2 separate regions of the Homo sapiens genome follow, and region 2 is linked to region 1. The links are chromatin contacts, found by Hi-C or POLR2A ChIA-PET in ENCODE. All regions are on one chromosome and are shown on one strand. The core of a region is the stretch at or near the end of the contact, and the rest is flanking DNA. Distances in the headings are between cores, read along the strand shown.

The links. A loop is a pair of places that touch in the nucleus more often than their neighbours do. ChIA-PET counts read pairs that join two places held with the same protein, here RNA polymerase II (POLR2A).
Region 2: a map of ovary shows a loop between it and region 1 (3-fold over the local background). The contact joins two enhancer-like sites. A Hi-C loop is called at or near these places in 2 of 168 maps with a recorded cell type or tissue (ovary and sigmoid colon). POLR2A ChIA-PET finds 5 or more read pairs at or near these places in 1 of 52 experiments (activated CD4-positive, alpha-beta T cell).

Annotation. Positions count from the first base shown.
Region 1 is chr10:3,466,790-3,473,646 of GRCh38, reverse strand. The region is part of intron 3 of LINC02669 (long intergenic non-protein coding RNA 2669); the gene reads left to right. All of the region lies in intron 1 of LOC105376360 (a long non-coding RNA gene), which reads right to left. The region is part of intron 1 of LOC124902538 (a long non-coding RNA gene); the gene reads right to left. Among named protein-coding and RNA genes, the nearest start is that of LINC02669, 33 kb to the left of the region's middle. RefSeq lists an enhancer at 5,140-6,339. Within about 2 kb of position 3,851, at least 28 of the 41 ENCODE cell types and tissues checked have a DNase peak (open chromatin) inside an H3K27ac peak, as active enhancers do.
Region 2 is chr10:4,261,065-4,267,921 of GRCh38, reverse strand. No RefSeq gene overlaps it. Among named protein-coding and RNA genes, the nearest start is that of LINC00702, 21 kb to the right of the region's middle. Within about 2 kb of position 4,226, at least 4 of the 41 ENCODE cell types and tissues checked have a DNase peak (open chromatin) inside an H3K27ac peak, as active enhancers do.

The sequences.
Region 1 (6,857 bases), core at 2,602-5,101:
ACAAGCCGGGGTGTCACCTGCAGAGGGACGAGCACACTTCATGCACACAATGGCCTGGGGACCCTCAAGACATCCTGCTGTGCAAAAAAAAGTCGACGTAAAGAACACCAAGAGTGGCTGCTTTGAGGTCGACTGCGAAGGGGCCCAGAGAACCTTGTGCTGTGGTTTGCAGGGATGCCCACGCCCAGGGTGGCCACATGGTGTTGTGTGTAATGAACACCTTAGCAAGAATAAAGCATTTGGGCAACCTGCCCGAAGGAAGTTGATCATGTATGAGTGCACGCATATATTTCAAGTTATTCAAAAATAATTCATTAACCTGCTATTGAAATAGTATTATTTCATAACTTTTACATTCTTTTTTTGCTCTTACTAGAGTAAAAGAAGATAGAAGCTTTCATTTAGAGGAATTCCTCTTTTTTTGTTTGTAAAACTTGCATAACAGCTAAGGTTTTGATTGTGAATCTATATTTTCCAGGTGTACTATTAAGATTTCACTATCTATTGAGATCTCTATTTCACCATCTGGCACAAGTTTCTAAATTCATCGTTTTCTTGACCTTTTCATTTCTACCTTTGCCTCAGCAGCCAACATTTAAACTCAGCGTCAGCCTCCTCCCATAGACATGTGCCTGGTGAAGAGGAGAGCTAAGGACTGTCAAATAAGTTATCCATTAAGAAATCCCGACGTGTTTGTATTCAAACTTGAGCTTCATAACTTTGAGTCACTAAGAAATGCAGTGATTTAATGAGAAGCAAGCCAGTTAAGGAAGTAAGCTGTTGAAGAGGGTTGAGTAAACATCTTAAGCAATGTGGCAGAGAATCAGAACATGGAGATTCCTAAGCCCTAAGACTCTGAATTTGAATTTCACGTGGGATGGGCTTTGCCAGAGAGATTTTTAAAATTCAGGATGTCGTTTCAATTAAATTACAACTCTGAATTAGACATAAATCAACCCGGTCGGTTTTGGTTTCATTTTTAGCACAAAGAGCCTATCATCTCTTGCATTTCGTTCAAAGCTAATTAAATATGGATTTATGGCTCCTGGTACCTCGAATACGGGAGGACTTCCCGAACCTGCCGGCCTTGTGGGAAGGAACTCTTTTGTGCATAGTAACTGAATGTCAGACGTTTGCCACCACACTCTGCTTCAAGGAGCTAGATGTATTTTCTAGATGTGTAAACAAGTCTCATAAAACTCTCATTGTTTTCCATGCCTAGTAACAGTGTGAATTCACCACAGACTGAAACTCTCTGTTTGCCGCCAACAGGATTCCAGCACAATGGGTCCTGTTCTCACCCGCCAGGCCTTCCTTTCTTGACATTCTTGTTCTACCAAGCGTAAGCACAGTGAGCACACATGCCATTTCCTTATTCAGACCATCCTTCCCCCTCTCTGTCCCCAGCAAAAATGTGCTGTTGAGGATTTTCAGTGACAGTGGTGGGTTAGTAAATCTACTTGGGCCAAATATATGGATGGCCTGGAAAACCCAAACGCCGATTTTGTCTCGTCGTCACTGCTGTGTCCTCTCTGGAATGACCCGCTGCCCCCGCTGCAGGTTGGAGAGAAGAAATGCCCCAAACAGAGATGCCCAGTGGCTTCTATCCACATCAAAGATAAGCCACATCGTTATGCAGAAAAATTCTGCATAACGTTCTCCTGGGAGGGGTAGGTCCAAGTCTATGAGAAAAATCTGTTTTTCAATAATGAATGGATACTAAATGCAGTAAACTATTGTAGCACAAAATGTTGCTGTGTCTCTTGGGAGGGACATGGCAGCTTTGATACCCACAGAACGATGGTCTGTGCAGACGCAGACGGGGTCGGCTCCTGCCCTCCTCACACCTCACTACAGTTTTGAGAGACGGCAGGGAGCCAAGCCACTAAAATACTTCTGAATTTAAAAAAAAAAGTGATAAAGAAAGTAATCAAAAAAGTTTTGATTAACAAAGAGAGACTTTGTTGAAAATCCATTTGAAGAGGGGGAAGTCGCAGCATGGGATGTCCGATGTAGCATGAATAACAGAGAGAATAGAGGAGGAAGTGCTGGGAGAAATCTGGACCTTTCCCAAGAAACGGCTTCTATAGAGGGGGCCCTGCTTCTCTCTGTCGGTGGCCTCTCAGGACAGCGTCAGTGTGTTTTGAACTCAGTGTTAAGAGACAAGATTGTCAAAAAGGCATGTGTCAATTATTCTGTGGTTTTTGACTACACACACATACACACACACACTCCAAAAATATTTTATGGTGTTTCTTAGTAAACAATAAATAAAAATTTCCCTTTTTTTTTTTTTTTTTGAGACAGAGCCTGTTACCCAGGTTAGAGTGAGGTGATGTGATCTCGGCTCACTGCAACCTCCGCCTCCCGGGTTCAAGTGATTCTCCTGCTTCAGATTCCCGAGTAGCTTGGATTACAGGTGCTCGCCACCCTGCCCAGCTAATTTTTGTATTTTTAGTACAGACGGGGTTTCACCATGTTGGCCAGGCAGGTCTCGAACTCCTGACCTCGAGTGATCCACCCACCTTGGCCTCCCAAAGTGCTGGGATTACAGGAGGGAGCCACCACACCTAGCCAAAAATTCCCTTTTGAAACTCAGTGCATGGTTTGTATCAGGAAAAAAAAAAAAAAGTAATAGTAGGTTCCACTCCCTGCTGCTATTGAGATGCTGAAGTCTTGTTCTGGGTCTGAGGACGGAAGCCTCTCTCTCTCTCTCTCTCTCTCTCTCTCTCTCTCTCTCTCTCTCTCTCTCTCTCTCTCTCTCTCCCTCTCCCTCTCTCTCTCTCTCTCTCTCTCTCTCTCCCCACAACATCAGTGACTACCCAAATCCACAAAATGGTGTAGTGTTTGCATATAACTGATGCACATCCTCCTGTTTCCTTTAAATCATCTCCCCACATGTGGTTGGGACCCTCTCCCGCGTATGGGGATGGCTGCTGTTGCTTTCCAACACCACCTGGCAATACTCACCTGGTTCTCTCTCCCCGGATAAAGCTCAGTGACGGGTAGCACACCTGGCCTCCATCCATTTCTCAGGAAGATGATATGGTTAAGTCCGTGCGATACTTTCCTATGGATGCTGGAGTTTTAGTGTTCTTGATTTTGAAGCTAAAAGCAGTCACCCTTAGAAGGGATTGTTCTCGGTTTTTGTTGACATAACAGCAAATAGGAAAACACAGGTACCTATTAACACGGGGCCAGTGACACACAGCCCGCTGCCCATATACTGGAGTCCCACATCAGTGGATTCAACCAACCGCAGATGGAACAAACTATACAAAATAACACGGCCCGGCACGGTGACTCAAGTCTGTAATCCCAGCACTTTGGAATGCAAAGGCAGGTGGATCACTTGAGGTCAGGAGTTCGACACCAGCCTGGTCAACATGGTAAAACCCTGTCTCTACTAAAAGTACAAAAATTAGCCCGGCATGGTTGTGCATGCCTGTAGTCCCAGCTACTTGGGAGGCTGAGGCACAAGAATGGCCTGAACACAGGAGGCGGAAGCTGTAGTGCGCTGAGATGGCACCACTGCACTCCAGCCTGGGTGACAGAGTAAGACTCCATCTCAAAAAAAAAAAAAAAACAATAACAATAATACAAACAAAAAATACAGTACAACGACTATTTCAATGGCATTTATCTTGTATTAGATATAAGGTATGTAGAGATGATTTAAAGCAAACAGGAGGATGTGCATCAGTTATATGCAAACACTACACCATTTTGTGGATTTGGGTAGTCACTGATGTTGTGGGGAGGGTGTGCTGGAGCCAGTTCCCCAGGGATACCGAGGATGACTGTATTCAAGCTGAAACTTGGCCCACAGTTGGGAAAACATCCAGTTTTCAAGGTGGTACCTTCAGCTGTTTCACAGGAAAGATCAACTTGGCCTTTTTCTTTGGGAGCCAGACACAAAGCAGTGTCTTCCTTCAGGTTCACTGCTACAGAAAACCTGCACGTCTTTTCCCTCAATAATTGAGGTGTTGGTGTTCCTTCTCCTTCTCTGCCCACATTTTGCTCTGACTCAAATTCCTCAAATAAGAGTGAGATAGCACAGACTGGGAAAAATCCAACTCTCAGGAGAGTTCGAGGCCTGGCAGCGTCAATGGCGGGCATGTCCAAGCCTCTCCCTGTTGGAGCTGATTCTGTTCAAGACAGGGAGCAGCTGATGCTTTGGGGAACTGAAGTGGGGACCCCCCCACACACCATCTCTACTCCCACCCGCTCTCGGACCCGAGTGGGAACAGCTGTTTCAGCAAGACTGAAATATTAGACTTAGCTGCGGTTTAGTCCTGTCCTAGACTCTGCAGAACTTTTTTTGGCTCTTTGCAAGGGCGTAATGAGTCATGCATTTCACAAGCATTTTCTAAAACGGGGAAACGCCTCCCTATTTGAAATAAGATTCTCCTATGAAAAGAAACTGTGTCAAAAACACCAAAGGACTAATCCACGCACTGTGTAACTTTCATTCCCCCTGCTTGAGTCTCTGCTGAAGACCGGTTTTAACTGTTAGAGGCCTGAAACCCAATCCTGTTATAAATCAAGAAGCCAAATTCCCTTTGGGCTTACATCAGAGCAAACAAATCAGTGCCTCCTCTAATACTAAAGATTAGGTCACAGGCCAGAGGAAACCTAACCTGCTTTGTGGGTTTAGAGCTGCAAGAGCTGTACAAAAAGAAAGAAAGAAAGAAAGAAAGAGGAGAGAGAGAGAGAGAGAGGGAGAAAGAAAGAAAGAAAGAAAGAGAGAGAGAGAGAGAAAGAAAGAAAGAAAGAAAGAAAGAAAGAAAGAAAGAAAGAAAGAAAGAAAGAAAGAAAAAAAGCTCTTGGCCTAACCCTTAACCAAATGTGAAGTGCGTGTCATAGGTGGATGGAATGTCATTCTGCTCCTTGAAATCATCATTTTTAGCAACAGATTCATATCACAGTCACTTTTCCATGATGGCATCTCCACATTATTTTGACCCTTAATAACCATCCCAGGCACCAAAAGCAATCATCAGGTTCTATCACAAGCACTTTTCTGATACCTTAAAAATTTTCAGAGTCTGGGGCTGGTAATTTCTCTTTATGTCCCTGTAAACCCCAAATCAATCTCGACTTCCCTGCCCTTTCATCCAACTGATGCTGAGAACTTTCTCCCCAAAGAAAGAAAAGCCAGGCATTCAGAGTCAGATGTGGTGTGGACTGTTTCTGGTTAGATGACTCAGCCCATTTTTGTGGATTTCCCAAGATGCTTTCTGAAATTCTGTTGAAAAATATCTTGTGTGATCTGGTAACAAATTAAACAAAAGACAAACCACCAAATGCTTGCCTGTTTGAAAAGGCCAACCACAAAATACTCCGATTCACGGTGACCTATCGTGGGGGAGAAGCAGCTCTGGATCATCAGATAAATTCTAACTTCCACAAACCCCGGCTCCCTGGACTCCTTTCTGAGGCTTCATGAAAGATAGAGGGGGGTTTCACATAACTGCATTTCAAATAACTCTAAGGCTCATGACACCAAGATACTTTTTAAGGTTTTAGAAAACTTGCCCTCCTCTGCTGACCATGCCAAGATGCACTGGTGGCTTTGGTTTGCCTTATTTTGCCATCTTCAGTTTTAAAAGTATTGAGAGACAGAGGATGCTTGTTTGTTTTCATTTTGTTTTAATTCCAGAAGCTAAGTAATCACTTAATATATATTTTCTTTGACAATTAACAAAAGTGATTCATACTTTTTGTGGAAGTCTATTTTCTTTCCAGCAGCACACGCCCACATTTCTTTGGTGACTTACAGAGCAGAACAATAAGCACCGAATCTGTTTTTCACCAACCAGGATTCCTCGCCAGGCTTTTCCCAGCATACTCACGCAGATGGAATTTCTGGCTCACGCTTCGTCCTTTTGCTGTTGTTGTTGTGTTTGTTGAGGTTGTTGTTAGGTGTTTTCCTCTGAACTGAAAAAGGGATATATCTATGCTCTCCCTGATCTCTCGGGAAGCTGACAAAACAAAGAAGCGTACGTGCCCAGCACACACAGCCCCGCCCAACCCTGTGGTGTAGTTTGTCCTGCCCAAACACATGAACCACAAAGTGCGCTCATTCACAAACACACAACTTCCTTTCCTGAACAACAGCGCCTCCCGCTCCCGCTGGAAAGGGTGTCCCCAGCTGTCTGGGAGATGTCCTGCCCCGCCGCACGGGGGTGGAATTTGCAGTTTTGCAGAGGAGTCACCAAGACGAGGCAATTTGCTTGCTCTTGGTAAAGTTGTTTTGTTGTTGTTGCCGTTGATTCTATTTCTCTTTCTGGAACTGAAATGTTGGCCTTTGGAGAATTCCTGCGCTATAAGGAGTACACAGACTTGGGAAAACTTAGCACACCAAGAGAAGGAGTGGCACTATGTGTTTTGCCAAAACCCATCTGAAATTTCCTGTTTTCCACGTTTGGGATGTAACGTTAACTTTTAGGGTCAGAGTTGCTCTCTCCCGGGGAAGTTGCAACTTTTTATTCCTGACTTCTTCAAGGGCTTGTGAAAGATCTCCAATGTGCTTCTACAAAAGATACAAATGCCTTTTTAAGAAAACCCTCTGTGAGCTGCACTCATTGGATCTGAAACCAGATGCATTCAATTTGCCTTTAAGTCTTCACCAGCTCATCCTCAAGGTAAACAAAGAAAACTCAAGCAAGTGTACAAAGAATTTTATTTTGCCCTTGAAGATAGTAAAACAACTTCAGACATTGAATAGTCTGTGAACAATCAAAAAAGTTACACTAACATCTAATATTTAAAATGGCTTCAGTCAGTAAGAACCTAAATGTCATAATTTTCATTCTATATAGACTTTATTAATGACTGTTAGAGTATACAATGTG
Region 2 (6,857 bases), core at 2,977-5,476, 790 kb before region 1:
TCTGAAATCCAAGCTGATTAAGATAGCAACTTTCCCCAAAAGTTAAATTTCACTGGGACCTTCATATTTATTGCCCTCATAGATAATACCACTTCTTAGCAAAGACTCATAAACCATTTCTCACAGTACTGAAAACCTTTTCTGTTTTTTGAATTTTTACTCTTTAGAGCAAGGATCTTCCAGTTTCATATTTTTCTTACATTCCTGAAACAGCGAAATGGAACAGCTACCACTTTTTATTTGAGTAGCACAGAGAACAGAATACATGTAACTCATCATCACAGGGGCTACCATCATAAATACAGTTTGTAAAAGGAGACAGGATCCTTGGAAATGTTTCCAGCAGGTGGAGCACATCATGGCTCCAATCCATGTGCGGCTCCCCTTTATTGCTTACTAAGGATGCATATTTCATATCCTTTAAAAAAATAATAAAATCACACACATGACAGCAAGATTTAATAAGAGAGTCTCAAGCCAAAGAGTAACACCTAGTGCCAATCTGGATATTTTCTGGGGCATAGGATTGAGAAATTTCAGGAGACCTCTGAAAAAATACACATACAAATCCCCAAAATAAAAGCTCCAGAACACCTGGTGCTCCTCCCTGGGCCTCTGCGCCTGGCCATGCCTAGGACACAGGAGAAGGTGTGGGAGAAGTGCAACGCTCAAAGTCCACTCGTAATCCCTGCAAGACGCCCACGCATATTCCAGGAAGATGAGAAGGTATTCATTTTAATGCAGCATTCATAGTTTAACTAAATACATGACAGAACCCACGAATCAAAAAAAAAAAAAACAGCAAAACCCCATTTGTTTAAAACTGGGCAACAATTCCAGAAACTAATCAGTAAGCTCTTTCTACTCAACACACAAATTTGTCATCAACCTAATCATCGTCCTCAGCACACAATTACTAAGTTCCCACATCTGCAGGATGCTGTGCCAAACACTCTTGAAAACAAGTTACTCTGTCCCCGCAGGACTTGAGTCTTGAATACAGATGCATAAAGCAGGGCATTTGGATTGCACAATGTGAACACACACACACAAGCATGTCCATTCACACACACTCACATGTGAACATATACACACACACACACATGCATACCCACTTACACACCCTCGTGTGTGTGCATATATGCAGACACATGCATGCACACATACATGTGCATGCACACACTTGTGCACACACACACAATCTAATTATTAAATATATATATTGCAACCAACTGGGACACCCTCAGCTCTACTAAACAAAGAGGAACTTTATTGTATGCCATTGTATTGCATAATGTTTATGAATTAAAAGCAAAAGCCTTAGTGTGCTTGGCAGAGAACATAGATGCATACATCCTGTTTTCCTTCTTAGAGGAACAAATTGTATCTTAACTGCTTCACAGAAAATCATTACGTGTAGTACTCTCACATAGAATCTTTTAGTTATGCAATAAATACTTGTTGAATATAAATGATTACTTTCTAATCTATCTGTATTGTGAGAATGATTTTTTCCTCTATTTCTATATTAGCTGTTATTAAGAAGATTCATGCCTAAGTTCTTCTTTGCTGTCAATCTCTAAAACCCAATAGTCTGGTACTCCCTCAGATGAATCTATAACTTATTAAAAAGATCCTATGAGAATAACACAAATTCTATTATTTGTTGCCATTTTCTAGTCTACCACTGGGATATGATGGAAACACAGGTGTTAAGTGCCACCTCAAAAGCAATCATCTATGTACATAGACCGACTCCCTTTTACTCTGTTGGCTGCTAAGGGAAAGTACCTGATGTGCCATAATTAACATTCAACTGATGCCGCTGGAATTCACAGAATTTTAGTGTTTCTTGTTCCCCCTCAGCTTGTTACAGCCTCAGAGCATTCACCCACCGTGTCTCTGCCTGAAACACACTTCCTGAAGGTGCTTGCATGGACTGCTTCCTTGCTTTATTTAAATCTTTGCTTAAAAGCTTATTGCCACCACCACCAAGCTTCCCCACCAAGTCCAGTCTCTCTCACTTTTGCCAACCCATCAACCTTCCGAGTGTTCATTTATTGTTTCTCTCAGCCAACTAGAATATCAAACAGGAAGGCAAAATATGTCTGCGTTTGGTCACTTCTGTGCTCCCAATGTCTAGACCAGGGCCTAGCACATACAAAGTGCTAAATAAAGATTTCTTGAATTAATAAATCATTGAGTTAAATGTCTCACAGGATATATATTTTTTTAAAAAATTAAATGTGACATCCATTCTTCTGCATCCTCTGTGTTTGTTTTTTGAGACAGGGTTGTGCCTTGTCACCCAGGCTGGAGTACGGTGGTATGATCACAGCTCATTGCAGCCTTGACATTTCAGGCTCAAGTAATCATCTTGCCTCAACCTCCAGAGTAGCTGGGACTACAGGAGCTCATCACCACATCCACCTAATTTCTTTTTTTTTTTTTTTTTTTTTTGAGACAAAGTTTCATTCTTGTCGCCCAGGCTGGAGTGCAATGGCGTGATCTCAGCTCACCGCAACCTCCGCCTCCCGGGTTCAAGCCATTCTCCTGCTTCAGCCTCCTGAGTAGCTGGGATTACAGGCATGCACCACCACACCTGGCTAATTTTGTATTTTTTAGTAGAGACGGGGTTTCTCCATGTTGGTCAGGCTAGTCTCAAACTCCCGACCTCAGGGGATCCACCTGCCTCGGCCTCCCAAAGTGCTGGGATTACACACCTAATTTCTTATATATGTAGAGTTGGGGTCTAACTTTGCTGCCCAAACTGGTCTTGAATTCTTGGGCTCAAGCGATCTTCCTGGCTTGGCCTCCCAAAGTGCTGGGATTACAGGCATGAACCACCTTGCCTGGTCCATTCTTCTGCATATTCTATCACACACATTTGCCAAATGGTGAAAGGTCATAAGGAACTTGTTCCATTCACTTCTGCTTTCTGCATCCCCTACTCCCAGAAAAGCTAGGAAGCAGACATTCCGGTGCCTGATCTCCAGGGAAATGTCCTCACCAGGCTCCACTCCCTGGGCAACCACCTGAGCTCCTCAGGGTTTATCGAGGGTGCTTGTGCTTTTACCAGCTCCACCTGGGGAAGTAAATCTCGCTGAGCTAGAAAAGGACCACACTCTTCATAATGCATGCTCCTTTCCTAATGGTCATGCCCAGGCGCCCTGAGAAAGCTTTTAGGCATCTCAAAAATTGGCCATCAGGCACTACCACTGTTCGCTCTTCACAGGTACATGCCCTCATAAATTCCTGCAGCCACCAGCCCTGCTGGCCCCAGGAGCCAGGGCAACAAGGATAGGCCGAGAAGCTGAGGGTCAGCAGAGACAATGACGCAGCTTATGGAAATGGGGATGTAAGAATTTGGTGAAGAGAGGCAGGATCTTCCTCTTCGAGAGCAAGGTTCTCATGTCCCCAGCATCCAGCAGCACCTGCCTTCTCTGCGTGCCATCATGGCAGCCAAGGTGTGGCAGTGAAGGGTGCAAATGAAGCTGCTGTTTCCATAGAGAGTGTGACTTACTGGAGGAAACCAATATTCACATAAACAAAGGATGCATAATTACAGATAGTAATAAGTCTCATCAAGGGAATAAACAGAGAAAATATAAAACATGCAGCCCAGGCTGGAGGCAGTGCCCCCAATCCCAGGGACCCCATGCTTGGGATCCTGGGGGGCCCTGGACTTGAAACGAATACTAGGTCCCTGAATGGGCTGTCTTTGTCAGAAGGGGGTTGGAGGTGGCTTTGGAGCTGCCATTTGTCTTGCCTCAGACTTCCCAGAGGTACATGCTGAGATGAAGATTTACCTGTAAGCGATCGATTAAAGAACTGCTTCCAGAAGAAGCCAATCTGGCAATGTAAGGGTCAAGAGAGGGAAGCAGGAGATGCCAGGCGGGGACAGCTTCTCAGGGGGTCTCAGCCTCAGCCTGTGTGCTCAGATGCTTGGTGATGATGCTACCTCTGCAGTTTGCTGTGGAGGGAAGGGAGCTGGGCTTCACACACCCACCCGGCAGTCACCTCCCTTGTGGGAGGCCTACAAGCCCCAGGAAGATGCCCTGAACCAGGATGCAACTCCCTAGAAGCTGGGCAGAGCCCACAGAGCTGGTTAAGGGGTCTGTGGGAGGTTAGGCAGAGCCCCAGCAGTGCTAGAAGGAGCCAGCTTACAGAGACCAGCCCCAGGGAGTGGCCATCTCAGGCTGAAGAAACGGAAGGAGCCTGTGTCCTAAGGCTGGCAGGAAGCCAGTGAGGTCTAGGGTGGGAGCTTAGAGAGCTGGGGTGGGTTGGGGGCAGTCATGGCGTAGGAGCTAGGAGAGGCAGGCTGTAGCCGGGAGTTTAGATTTGGTTCTAAGTGTGATGCCAGCCCTTTCGAAGGTCTAAAATATTTGTATTTTATTTTTAAATCACTTTGGCTGCTACAGGAAAGATAGTTTGCAAGAGGGCAAAGGTGAATGTTGGGAAATAACAAACATACACACAGGATTTAAAATAGCTCAAACCTTTTATTTTCATATGCACCTGGATGTAATTAGGAGTCAAGATGTGACAATATATGATAATTTAGGTACCTTAAATGTCCATATAGCTATCTTCCGTCTGTATAGCTATTATTTATCATCTATCATCTATCTACCAATCTACACACCCTCACACACACAAATACACACATTGTTTTATTCTGATAGTTATCTATGGCATTCCACTTTAAACCAAACTAAATTTACATTTCAAATTAAAGGAGACAAATAAGAACATCTTTGTTTCTCAAATGCTAGCCATCTCAGACATACTGTGTCATAGAATACATAGATAACCTTTTATAAACATTTTGATTTAATATCTCTTGCAATTCAAATGGCCCAGAGATTATGTAATGAGACTCATAAACAGCAAATGACTTACTTTCTAAAAATTCTAGAAAATAGCTCACTAAAGCTCCATCGAAGATTAAGCTAAATTACATTATTAAAACAAGCTGATTTCCATTACAGCTTAATGTTTGGAAATAAAGAAATATATAACTACACATTATCTGTGTTCTCTAAAAAGAAAATAAATGTGTGTGTGTGTGTGTGTGTGTGTGTTTGTATTTTTCTATGGAAATATGGAAATCTTTGGGTTAACTGCTGCTCCTTCTTGCCTGCCATATCCCAGATCATTTTGACAGGAGCCCCTGTCTCTCTTGATGTCTGCTGCCACCCGTTATATGAGAAAGGTCAGAAGATATTCCCATGACACATACTCTCTGATAGTCATCTGTGACGAGCTGGACATCACTACTGCCGGTCATCTGTGATGGGCCGGACATCACTACTGCTTTGTGACATATACCCATTACAAATACTGTGTCACATCAAGTATTCAAACCTAAGGAGTATTTAATTGCTTTTATTAGTACCAAATTATATGCAAACATTATTTTTAACATGGCTGAACATTATACCTTTCTCCTACTATTTATCTTCTATACTTTTTTTAACAGGTTTCTGTCTTAGAGTTAATGTTCTTATTCTCCATTTAAAATATGTGTATCTATTTTAAAGCCAGAGACATTTGTACTAGTCTGCTTTCTTAAAGATTACAGTACAGATTGATATTCTTATGGGATTGAAATAACGGCCAGGCATGGTGGCTCATACCTGTAATCCCAGCACATTGGGAGGCTGAAGCAGGTGGATCACCTGAGGCCAGGATTTCAAGACAAGCCTGGTTAAGATGGCGAAACCCCATCTCTACTAAAAATACAAAAATTAGCCAGGTGTGGTAGTGCCACGCCTGTAATCCCAGCTACTTGGGAGACTGAGGCAGGAGATTCGCTTGAACCCAGGAAGTGGAGGTTACAGTGAGCGGAGATCATGCCACCGCACTCCAGCCTGGGCAAAAGAGTGAGACTCCATCTCAAAAAACAAAAAAAAAAAAAAAAGAAAGAAAGAAAGAGGGAAAGAAAGAAAGAAGGAAGGAAGGAAGGAAAGAAAGAAAGAAAGAAGAAAGAAAGAAAGAAAGAAAGAAAGAAAGAAAGAAAGAAAGAAAGAAAGAAAGAAAGAAGAAAGAAAGAAAGAGAAAGAGAGAGAGAGAAAGAAAGAAAGAAAGAAAGAAAGAAAGAAAGAAAGAAAGAAAGAAAGACCCATTATTTCTTCTGCCATAATTTTCAAAAGTTGCTTATGTCTTTAACTTCAACGAAAATAGATTCTAAAGAGAAAAAAAAGTACCAACGACTGCCTCATAAGCAGCCAACCTTGGTTTCATCCCCTGGATTTAAAGCTGCACCTTGACAGATTTCCAACCTTGTTCGGAACTTGAACCATGCCTGTTGCATTTGAAAATAGAACTCATGCAAATAAAGATTTAAATCTCACCAAAGTGGCCCTCTTCCCTTGAATTCTTATGTCTGCTAGATTGTACTTTTTCTATACAGGCAAAAATAGACAACATTTCCAAGGTGTGATGATCACAGCCCAAAAATGAAAATGTAGGAAACTAACTCAGTCCTACATTCTAGTAATAGCAACCATCCCCATCCTCTTCACTCTTTATTTTTGTCAGAGAATTTTTCAGGCTTTTAAAAATTACAGTAGATTTAAATTTTCTATTTTTATTTCCTTAATTATCTTTTTCTTCTTACGATTTAAAAATGTAGTTTTGTCAAAAAATGTTTAATTGAAACTTTTCGGAAAGCACACTTGTTACTGAAAAATTAATCAGCAAAATCAGTGAGCTAATTTTAATGATGATTACTATTTTAATGGGTGAATATTTTTAGCTCTATCTCAAATGCAAAAATGCTCTCTGACTTGGTGAGATTTAAAGTGAGTACAAACCGCGTTATGCCATATCTAACAAGCACAGATAGCACATTA